4 separate regions of the Homo sapiens genome follow, and all the other regions are linked to region 2. A link is a contact called in ENCODE Hi-C or POLR2A ChIA-PET data. All regions are on one chromosome and are shown on one strand. The core of a region is the stretch at or near the end of the contact, and the rest is flanking DNA. Distances in the headings are between cores, read along the strand shown. Region 1 has its middle 61 kb from the start of LINC00676. Region 2 has its middle 52 kb from the start of LINC00399. Region 3 has its middle 16 kb from the start of LINC00676. Region 4 overlaps MYO16 (myosin XVI).

Region 1 (2,700 bases), core at 57-2,556, 320 kb before region 2:
GCAAATATCTACAGAGATGTTTATCACATTATCATACCTCTGGTTGGAAACAATATTTTTGACTTGATGGATTTTATATTTTCACTATTAGAAGCTACTCCTTTATTCCCAAGTATAAAATTCTAGCTTCAAAGTAAATGCTTGGCCAATCAACACCAAATAAGGCAGGAAAAAAAAAAAAAAAACGCAGAAAACTCACAAAGCCTCAGATTATAAGGGGCCTAGTCAGGTTTCAGAAACTCTAGTCCAAACAGGCATTCCTAACCTAGCCCAGGCAGCTCTTACCTCAGGCACTTAGCAACGCGCAGGCCTTTTGAATTTGCTTAAAACTATTAAGAAGTAATTAAGTAGTTAGAGGGTCTTTTTCAGCCCTGAGGTCCAGGAGGTGGGCTAAATGAAAGAAAACAAGCGCAATCGCTCAGCCTTGTCTTCCTTCTAGCTGACCTTGCACGCTAATAAATTCATCCTGTATTTTTCTGCTACTGCCAATTTATGGCCTACAGGAAACTAATCTTGTACAATAACTACCTTCCTGTACTTAGTTCCTAAATAGAGCCAAATGGATTTGGTGGCGGAAGAGCTCCCCAGCACTTCCTGTGAGGCAGTTGCTGAGCCCAGCAAGATCTGATAGAGGCTTGATGCGCTTATCGACTCTGACGATATAATTATGTTCTTGTTTTGGCTGCCCTGCACTTAAGCACAGAAAATAAAAAAGCAATCCTCTGTACAACGCCTACCACAATGATTTAAACTTCAAACTGGAGGGTAAGATGTGTATTTGAAACAAGCCACGTAGGCACAGTTATGGTGAATTTAGGGAGTGAAACACACAGGTGATCAATATTTCACTGGAGTCTTTGATATAAAATATATATCTGCTCTGTGATTTCAAAATATTCACAAAGGAGTAAATTTTTTAATGAGCTAATGAAAGAACTGTGTTTTCATTTCAAACGGGAAGAGAGGGAGAAAGAGAGAGAGAATAGAAATATAGAGCCATTTCTTCAGTAATAGTTTACAACCAGTTTGCCACAGGCTTGGATTAAAGTAAGGAAAGGCTGTCAAAACGCAGGGTAACCTGTGTGATATCTTTTCAGACCCTCAAATAGCTCAAATACTACGCTGGGAAAACTCAGAGTTTGTCCTTTAAAGAACCTGAAAGTGTTTAATCTTTGATAAGTGCAGGCTCCTCAGGCTTTGCCGCTTCCCCACACCGGATTTGCCTGCCACTCACCCATACCGATCTGATGACTTCATGTGGACACGGATCGGTCCCGTATGACAGCGTCTTCTTCCTGTGCTCATTTATTCTAGAACTATAGCAAAGCTGCTAATGCAAAGGGAAGCCTTCTACAAAAAGGATGAAGAAATCACCCTGACCAAGAGACCGAAGCAAAGATGAAAGGAAGGCATAAATAATCGCAGCTCGGGTCCGATGAGACTTATTGCTGGGGCTTTCAGACCTAGAGAGGTAGCAGGGGCGGGGTGGGGGTGCCTGTACGCGGGGGCGGGGTGTCCCACCCAGTTGACCTGGATTAGAGCCCATGGGGCTGCATTCCGGGCTTCCGTGTTTCCCAAAGTTATGTGGTGGCGGGGGGCCTGGCTGTTAAGGATCTGGGGATGTGGTTACCTATGGCCTCTGAGGGTGACACCAGCTGTCCAGCACTGTGAAATCAAACAATGGTAGTGGGCCAGAAAGATGGCTTAGCTTCCTCCTGAGTATGAGCAAGTTTCCGTAACTGTGAATCATCCTTCCCCAACCATAAAAGTGGGCATATTAATACCTGTCTTGTAAGAATCCTGTGAAGATCAGGGATAACAAATGCAACTTAATAAAAGTAACCTGTTATGTGTTGGCTGGTGATGCCATAAATGTATTTTGTAAAATCTTTATAATGGTGACTAACCAATATATTATTATTAATAGCAATAGGAGTATTGTCTGATTCAAAGGGCGCATTTAGATTGTGGTAATTCTGTGTGTGGCTGGATGGGAGACTGGAGGGGGCTGGAGGTTTTAGGATGAGTGGGACAGGGATTATTAGAAGTGGCTAATAAAGAGATCAAAGAAGTAACTTTGTTCCTAATTTTTAAAATCATCATTCTACCTCACTCTCCTAAAAGTGATGAGGATCATAATATTTATGCCTTACGTTTATACAGGACTTTATACTTGAATATCCCTTTTACATCTCTGGTCCGTTTTAGAAATTTGAGCCTAAACATGGGAAGCAGAAAAAAAGTCAATGTGGAAAAGCACTGTGCCCATCCCAGTTTGGCCAGAATGATTTCAGATTGTTATCAAGAAAGGGAATAGCGGCAGCATGGTTTGGTTTTCCTCTCTCAAGAGGACTGGACACAGGGAAGGAACAGGAAAAAACCTCCTGAGCAAAGCAAGGTTCCAGAACAGACTAGTTCAAAGCCTACACATGGTTAGTGCTCCGTGGAGGTGCCAGCTCACGGTTGGTGCACCGTGGAGGTGCCAGCTCATGCTTAGTGCACCGTGGAGGTGCCAGCTCACGGTTAGTGCACCGTGGAGGTGCCAGCTCACGCTTAGTGCACCGTGGAGGTGCCAGCTCACGCTTAGTGCACCGTGGAGGTGCTGACTCATGGTTCGCGCACAGCAGAGGCTCTGCGTTTTGGGATTCGTCTGTTCTAATTGTAGCCTTTCACTTACTGCCCTAAGACTGGCATGGAAAC
Region 2 (2,700 bases), core at 41-2,540:
TTGAGGGTGGTCTTAAGGTAATAGGACATTTACTGAAACAACCTTCTGTACCAAACATGATGCCTTCTTTTACCTCCGTGGCTTCCAGCTTCAACCTGTACTCCATGTTCCTTCCAGACTCTGTGCTCCATCCACAGCAAACATTGCAGCTTGCTAAGCAGCCTGTGCTGTTGCTTCTGGGCCTTTGCATCGGATGTGGTCCCTGCTTAACAGACCTTCCCTAGCTCTTTGCCTGCACACAATATTCAGCTCACCCTTCAATTCAACGCAGCTAACTCACCTTTTCTTCTCTAACAGCCTCATCCCCTCCCCTAGAGACTTATCCACTTCTCTTTGTGCTACACTGGTATACTAGGCATTTCTGTCATTTTTTTTCCTGTATAACATCCTCTGAATGTAGCATCTATTTAGTAATTATCCTATTTGAGGATGGAACTGTCTTTAAAAGAATCTTCAAGATATATACAACCAAAAATGGCAAACAGAGTAACACCTACACAAGTTTGGTACAGTGCCAGAAACACATGCTTTATTTTTCTGGACAAATTAAAGAAATTCACCTTTGGTCACGTCCACTTCTATATTTGGACATTTTCATGTGGTTTCTGGGTACTTCTCTCTTCTTCATTCCTCTTGTTTTTTTTCCTGGCTTATTTTTACATTAGTAGTTCAATTTTTAAAGTTCCTGAAACAAATGCAAAAAGTTGGTATGGTATTATTCAAAGTATAAGATCAATTTGTAGATCTTAGGAAATTCTAATTCTATGAGTCACTTTACTTCTTCTGTATGGGTCTCCTTTTATTCACTTAAACTGTTAATGTAACAAGAATTTATCTACTGAGTGATTGCACCAAGCACCCTGTCCTTATTCCTTGCAGGGAAATAGTAGGAGTGAAGAATCTCCTTAGTCATTATTTTAAAGTATTTTTTTCAAGTCAGTGAAACTACAACAGTAATGACAAAGTTAAAAGCATTTAGATTACAACTTCAAACAGTGATTATATCTCAAACATGTGCTATTAAAAAATCTTCGGGAGTTAGAATGTGATAAGATTTGTCATTCATTTTCACAGATATTTGGAAGATATTTCAAATAATAAATTTTGCTACTAAGTGGTAATTTAATTGTGCATTTAGACTCAAATTTCTCTGGACAAACATCCTACTTAAATTTTTCTTACCCATAGTAGATTTTATTCGAACGAGAGTAAACACTTTAAAAGCTTTGATGGAAGAATTAGTAAGTACCAATGACTCATAGTTCATCTAGCATTTTTCTTCCCTCATGCATTTTGATGACCATTTAATGGGTTACACCACCAAAACAGCTCCATTAAAAATTTTCAAGCCAGAATAAGAAGGTAAAATTAACCCACAGTTTTTCAGGTAGATCCATGAATTAAGACAACTACAGGAAACATCAATGGGTAAAAAAAAATGTATTCTCTTTTTATAAGTTTATAATAATTATTTATTAGGATCACTGTCCTTCAAAGTTCTAAATTTAATTGAAGAAAACTTGTTAATGCTTATAGAAGAGTCACTTTGTTAAATTTATCATGTTTGTATATTAATTGCTGATACGTGAGATAAATCTAAACATGATATAATCAGTCATAATATTTGATTTTTAAATTGGCAATTACATTTCTTGATTATTGATTTAGAAGAATTTTCTTTTTTTCTTTCTTTCTTTCTTCTTTCTTTCTTTCTTTTTCTTTCCTTCCTTCCTTCCTTCTTTCTTTCTTTCTTTTTCTTTCTTTCTCTTTCTTTCTTTCTCTTTCTTTCTTTCTTTCTTTCTTTCTTTCTTTCTTTCTTTCTTTCTTTCTTTCCCTTCCTTCCTTCCTTCCTTCTTTCTTTTCTTTTCTTTTCTTTTCTTTTCTTTTCTTTTCTTTTCTTTTCTTTTCTTTTCTTTTCTTTTCTTTTCTTTCTTTTCGGATCTCACTCTGTTGCCCAAGCTGGAATGCAGTGGCACAGTCATGGCTCATTGCAGCCTTGACCTCTCAGACTAAACTGGCCCTCCCACCTCAACCTCCCAAGTAGCTGAGACTACAGGCATGAGCCACCAGGCCCAGCTATTTTTTTAATTATTATTATTTGTAGGAGTGAGGTCTCACTATGTTGCCCAGGCTGGTCTTGAACTTTTGGGTTCAAGCAATCCGCCCGCTGCAGTCTCCCAAAGAGCTGAGATTATAGGCATGAGCCACCATGCCTGACCTAGAAAAATTTTCAATATGTTACAGAATGTTTATCAATCTGGTAGTGCTATTAAAATAGGGTCTTGGAAATACCCTTCTGGCAGCAGAGAGCAGATCTGGTGGCAGGGAATATGACCAACTCACAGAAAGGGCACAAGCAAGGAAACAGTGTGAGGTGGTAGCAAGAGTGATGAAGAGAACAAGGCAGATTCAACAAGTGCATGGAAGTAAAATCAGCAGAACTTGATAGATCTGTTAGCTATGCAGAAGAAGAGAAAAGAAAGAAAGTGAAAGATGGCTTGGTCAATTCTATCCCAGGTCTTTCCAGAAAGGAATTCAGGGAGGACCTGGTTTGGGAAAGGCCAAAGGTGGGAGCAATGATGAAACGGGTGTAATCCATGGTCAGAGACTCTGAAAGAGGGCATCACTTTAAAACACATAAGTAATTTTTAAAAATCCTAATTATTATATCACCAGTGAACTTGGTGAAAAAAAGAATTG
Region 3 (2,700 bases), core at 172-2,671, 400 kb before region 2:
CTGTTTCAACAATGCACTTGGCTTCTTCCATGACCCAGAGTTGCTGCAGAAACCACTGCTGAGAGTACGATTGATTCTCTGTATGCCGACGTGTCCAAGGACAGTTAGTAGGAGCGGAGGTTTCAGGGCATCAAGGAGTACTGTCCTTGCACACGGGCAAGGTACTGATAAGCTGTTGTCTGAAGCCCGAGAGCCGGTGCACCCTGCCGTGACCAGGCGCAGCTCTGTGCTGCAGGATAACGCGAGCTATCTCATCACTGTCTCATCACTCAAAAGGCTTCTGATGAAGGCCGTGGCTGAATGGGTTCGGTCTCATGCTAACAAAATCTTGATGCGGATGCACCCTCCATCCCATGTTTAAGATCTTTAATTTTATGGGTACGAGTAATAAAAAATAATCAGGCTGTGTATTTTCTGTATCCACTGATATAAATGTTGGCATCAGCATTATTATAATCTTAATTACCATCATTGGTTACACGTGCTAAAAATGTTCACGCCGTCTAAAAGAAAATAAAAACAAGCGGCGGCAGGACCCCTGCTCTCACACAGTAAAGGGCAATAAACATTTATCGACATGCTGAGGAGAGGAGATTGTCATATCCTATTAAAATAACCAAAGATAAGGTTTTAAAGAATTCAACCTGTCGGGCTGTCTTTTCATACGAAGGCCAGAGACTTCCCGGAAACCGCGATGTCCGCAGTGGCGTGGTAGGATCTGGTTGGTAACTGTGCACCGCGGGGTATGTGAGCGCAGGCGCTCCCGGAGCAGCGACACAGACCTGTTCATTTGAAAGGCATTAGAGGAGAAACTCCTGCGGTCAGCCTTGCCAACCTCCTTTGTCCCCGTGGATGTGTCTGGACACCCTTCATCACCCTCCCTCGGGGGACGGGAAGCCTCAGTTAAGAGCGAGGCCCAGTGCCCTCCCTCCAGGAAACCCCATAACCTTCACTTCCAGGGTAAGGGGCTTCGTCTACACAAGCTCCACCCGTCAGCCCCAGCAGCCTTTGAGCTAGAGCTGGCGGAGGGCACCGCCTGGCTCTGCTTCTCCTCCACCGCCCTGCCCTTCAGAGAGCCAGGCCAGGGAGTGGAGGCATGAGGGGCGAACCCTAGGGGCGTTTGCCTGGGATTCTGCTGTTGGCCTCCCTGCTGGGTGTGGCTGAGGCCCGATGCCCACTGCTGCATGGCGCCACGGCAGCCCTTGCCCCGCCACCCCATCCACAGCCCTAAGGAGGCTTCCTCAGCCGCTCTGTGGAGCTTTCGAGGATCCGCTTGAAGATGTCAGCACACTCCTCCCTGGCCGGCAGCCAATAGTTTGTTTATTGCTCTCAAAGCACACTCACACTCTTTCCTCCCGTCCAGTCCATTTTCTGAAAACACTGAGCTCTTGGCTCACGGTCAATGCCTTCTGCTTTTATCTGCTCGGCCTGAAACAGTGACGTCCAGCCAAGAGGCCAGAGCTAGGGCTCCTCCGATGCTCCTCCGATGCTCCAACGGTGGTGGCCCTGCTCCTCGATGAGGCCGGTTCCCGCAAGGCCGATGCTTAGGCATTTCAGAGAGATGCACTCTCCCTCTTCTTATCGCTTTCCCCTTCTGCTTTATTAAAATTAGGTGACTTTTCAAGACTCCATGCAAAAGGTGGCATGCATAGCTCTGGCCATGCAATAGAAACTAAAGTAAGGTTCCCGTGTATAATCCAATCACACAGCTGCCCCGCCTTGGTCTCACACCAGGTCTGCAAGATGGCAGCCCCTTTGGTTTGCCCTCCAGCCTTCTCTTAAGTCCTGGAGCCGCTCTGGTAATTGAGCCTTCCTTCTGGCATCCTCTGGAAGGCTAATTGAATACAGCAGGAGGCAGTCACAGAGCTTTTTAGCATTTCTACTTCCTTTCATTTGCACACTTTTCCAATAGGAAGCAAAGCTACTCAATTCAGGAGAGAACTCCCCTCTCTTCCTACTTAACCTTTCTCCTGCATACACAATCGGGCTACTCAAAGGTATGCTGTTTCCTTTCCGCTAAAAGTTTCCTCCTAATTACCTCGAGGCATCCAGGTGTGGCTGAAAATATGCTCAACCCCGGGTGTAAATATCTGCACCTAAGGGCAGTGAGTAGCAGAGCAAAACAGCTTGTGCAGGGCGCAGTGTGCTTAAAACAACCTGCAGCTATTTATCGGGTGACTCAGACAGGATGCAGGGGCCAGATGGTTAGCATCTTGCAAAGGCTGACGGGCACTTTCATTTGATTGTTTAAGAATAAGTTCACACCGGAAAGGGGATTTCACACGTCCTCTTCCATTCTGGATTTTCAGTGTTTCATTAAGCTACTTTATAAACTATTATCTTGGAGAAGAAACAAAAAAACTTTTAATTATGTTTCCTTTGCATTGGCGGTCAGGCAGACAGATGAAATTTTTAATTATTGAACTGCTCCAAGGTGTGCCTGTAAGTATATCTAAAATATGTCTTGAAATAGTTATTGTACCTTTTTCTAGAAAATGATAACTTCTATGTTTTCTTTGTAAAATAAAAACCCACTTGTGACTGGTATACAAGGAAGAAGCTGACCTGAAGCTGTCTAAATAATAAAGGCAAAACTAGTAGACCCCCAAAAACGATAGAGCTCACTCTTCTCTGTCTCTGGCACGTGGAGAAGGCATGAAACTATCAAAGGCCCCAGGAATTGAACTTGGGAAAACTTGG
Region 4 (2,700 bases), core at 197-2,696, 430 kb after region 2:
GAAGGAGACAGGTTCACACACACATGTGGAACTGTGCAGGTGTCCCTCTCAAATGGCAGTGGGGTCTCCAAGCAGACATTTGGGCCACGCTCTGCAAACTGCATTGGTCTATGAGGGCCACACCTCCAGTGACCAGCCACATCACAATCACTGGCAAAGTCAAGCAAGTGTCCTCTAAAATCTGAGCCTCTTTCACATCTCCATATGGTTCATTATTTAAGATACGAAAATAAATATCTCTTATTTATACGGAATAAACAATGTTAAAGAGACAGAGACAGATGGCTGGGCATAGTGGCTCACGCCTGTAATCTCAGCACTTTGGGAGGCCAAGGTGGGCAGATCACCAGAGGTAAGGAGTTTGAGACCAGCCTGGCCAACATGGTGAAACCCCGTCTCTACTAATAATACAAAAATTAGCCGGGCGTGGTGGCAGGCACCTGTAATCCCAGCTACTCGGGAGGCTGAGGCTGGAGAATCGCTTGAACCTGAGAGGTGGAGATTGCAGTGAGCTGAGATGGCACCATTGCATTCCAGCCTGGGTGATAATAGTGAAACTCTGTTTTTGTTTTTAAAAAGAAAGAGAGACAGAGACAGAAAGAGATGACAGGGAAGGAAAGAAAGAAAGAGAGAGAGAAGGAAGGAAGGAAGGAGAGAGAGAGAAGGAAAGAAAGAGAGAAAGAAAGAAAAAAGAAAGAAAAAGAAGGGAGGGAAAGAAGGAAGGAAGGAGAAAGAGAAAGAGAAAGAAAGAGAAAGAGAAAAAAAGGAGTGGAACAAAAGGCAGAGGTCTATTTTGGAAGCGAATTCAGAGCCTCCTTGTCCAGACACAGAAGCAGGTTTATCAACCATTTTTAGCAAACATCTGCGTCGTGGTCCTTCAACGTAAGGTAAGTCCTTAACTTGGTGAGAAACATAATGACTGCCATGTTTTCAGTCCTCAACAAGCTGGATTACACAGTTCACAGCCCCTTCTCCTAAACTTCTGAAGACAAATATGTTCTGAAATCCAGATTTTAAAAAAGTGAATGTAGTGTTTATATCCTTGGTAGGTTTGAAGCAGTGTCCCCAGTCAAATATTTTAATTTGGGGAGAACCCCATATGAATATTCACAGTCAGAGAAATATGTAAGAATTATAAATACACTTACATCAATCAAGTTTAGATTTTGTTGCTAAGTAAGTTCAGGTTGGGTCATGTTTTTTATGAGCACATGAGTCATACGTGAATGTTTGGTTTTCAGAACTTTTGGGAATTTGAAATTAAAAGTAAGCAATCAAGGACGTAGACCAACATGCCTTAAATTCATAATTTTATTTACTCATAACAACCCTGAGAATGTTTGTGACATTTAACTGACTGACTGCAGAAGTGAGGCTGGAGTGTTTGACTCTCTCTCAACACAAGAAGGACTTTCCCTTTTATACCCTGAAGGTAAATACACTGCTTGCACATCTAGCATCAAGCAAACATCTTTACTCAGCCAAGAACTGTGTCACCTCAATGATAACCAACTCCACCCCTAAAGGAGAAGATGTCAAAGAACCGGTTAACGACAATCGCTCACGCCAAATTCCCCAAGGCCCAGCCATCTCTGTCGCCTTGCGTCATCAAGCAGACTGCATTGGATGTGACAGAAAAGCAATATTTATTAAAGATTTTTGAGTTAGGAGGTTTTATAGTTAAATTGAAATTCAAAATATGTTAATCTGACCTGAGATTAAAGGGTGAGATTGAAGAGGCACCAAGGTAAGATGCTGTGCAGTGAGGGAAGGTGGGGCAGGAAGGGCCCAGCCAGGGCCATGGGACTGCATGGCAATATGCCAGCACCTGCCCTGCCTCAGGAGAAAAAGACATGATAGCCACAATGCTCGTGGCACCTCTTTTTTATACACATGACTGGGAAGACGGCCTCGCTCAAATAGGAAGTACAAGGGCCAGAAACAAAACTCTGAAAAGAGCCTGAGTATCTGGAGAAAAAGTCTATTTCCAGCTGTTTTCCCCAAATCGTGACTATCTGGACATTGGCCTCAGGTTTTTATGTCAAAACAGAGTATAAGTTTGAGTGTAAGTTTTTTTTTTTTTTTTTGTTCTGTTTTCTGAGACAGAGTCTCGCTCTTGTTGCCCAGGCTGGAGTGCAGTGGTGTGATCTTGGCTCACTGCAACCCCCACCTCCTCCCAGGTTCCCGCGATTCTCTTGCCTCAGCCTCCCAAGTAGCTGGGACTGCAGGCACCTGCCTCCAAGTCTGGCTAATTTTTGTATTTTTAGTAGAGATGGGGTTTCACCATGTTGGCCAGGTTGGTCTCGAACTCCGGACCTCTGGTGATCTGCCCGCCTCGGCCTCCCAAAGTGCTGCGATTACAGGCGTGAGCCATAGCATCAGACCAAGTTTCTAAACAACACAGCTGGCCGTCACCTCCTCAAGGACAAACAGCATTAGCAGTCAGTGGCCAGGACTGCTGGAGATAGGCCCTCCCTCTCTGCTGAGAGATGGGCCACTGGGCACCATCTCTGGCCTCCTGCCTTGCCTGACCTTGAGCAGGCTGCTACTTAACCTCTAGGACTCAGTGTCCTCATTCATCAAATAGGGACAATATTAGTAACAGTCTCATAGAGTTATTAGAAGAATTAAGTGAGAATTAATTACTGAGTGTTGTGCCTGACACTCAAAATTTTAGTGAAGGTAGTTTCTTGCGCAATT

What was found. A loop is a pair of places that touch in the nucleus more often than their neighbours do. ChIA-PET counts read pairs that join two places held with the same protein, here RNA polymerase II (POLR2A). Pooled maps may share reads with other maps.
Region 1: POLR2A ChIA-PET joins it to region 2 with 15 read pairs in Caco-2. The contact joins two enhancer-like sites. POLR2A ChIA-PET finds 5 or more read pairs at or near these places in 2 of 52 experiments (Caco-2 and SK-N-SH).
Region 3: a loop to region 2 is called in a pooled map, with 2.5 times the contacts of the local background. The contact joins two enhancer-like sites. A Hi-C loop is called at or near these places in 1 of 168 maps with a recorded cell type or tissue (PC-9) and 1 of 50 pooled maps. POLR2A ChIA-PET finds 5 or more read pairs at or near these places in 2 of 52 experiments (WTC11 and activated T-cell).
Region 4: a map of endothelial cell of umbilical vein shows a loop between it and region 2 (3-fold over the local background). The contact joins two enhancer-like sites. A Hi-C loop is called at or near these places in 2 of 168 maps with a recorded cell type or tissue (PC-9 and endothelial cell of umbilical vein), 1 of 37 single-sample maps with no recorded cell type and 1 of 50 pooled maps.

The regions. Positions count from the first base shown.
Region 1 is chr13:109,665,802-109,668,501 of GRCh38, reverse strand. No RefSeq gene overlaps it. Among named protein-coding and RNA genes, the nearest start is that of LINC00676, 61 kb to the left of the region's middle. RefSeq lists an enhancer at 1,760-2,700. Within about 2 kb of position 1,306, at least 4 of the 41 ENCODE cell types and tissues checked have a DNase peak (open chromatin) inside an H3K27ac peak, as active enhancers do.
Region 2 is chr13:109,347,266-109,349,965 of GRCh38, reverse strand. No RefSeq gene overlaps it. Among named protein-coding and RNA genes, the nearest start is that of LINC00399, 52 kb to the left of the region's middle. RefSeq lists an enhancer at 1-1,183. Within about 2 kb of position 1,290, at least 2 of the 41 ENCODE cell types and tissues checked have a DNase peak (open chromatin) inside an H3K27ac peak, as active enhancers do; they include PC-9, where a contact is called at or near this core.
Region 3 is chr13:109,743,337-109,746,036 of GRCh38, reverse strand. No RefSeq gene overlaps it. Among named protein-coding and RNA genes, the nearest start is that of LINC00676, 16 kb to the right of the region's middle. Within about 2 kb of position 1,421, at least 4 of the 41 ENCODE cell types and tissues checked have a DNase peak (open chromatin) inside an H3K27ac peak, as active enhancers do; they include PC-9, where a contact is called at or near this core.
Region 4 is chr13:108,918,342-108,921,041 of GRCh38, reverse strand. The region is part of intron 16 of MYO16 (myosin XVI); the gene reads right to left. Among named protein-coding and RNA genes, the nearest start is that of MYO16-AS2, 180 kb to the left of the region's middle. RefSeq lists an enhancer at 1,719-1,888. Within about 2 kb of position 1,446, at least 4 of the 41 ENCODE cell types and tissues checked have a DNase peak (open chromatin) inside an H3K27ac peak, as active enhancers do; they include PC-9, where a contact is called at or near this core.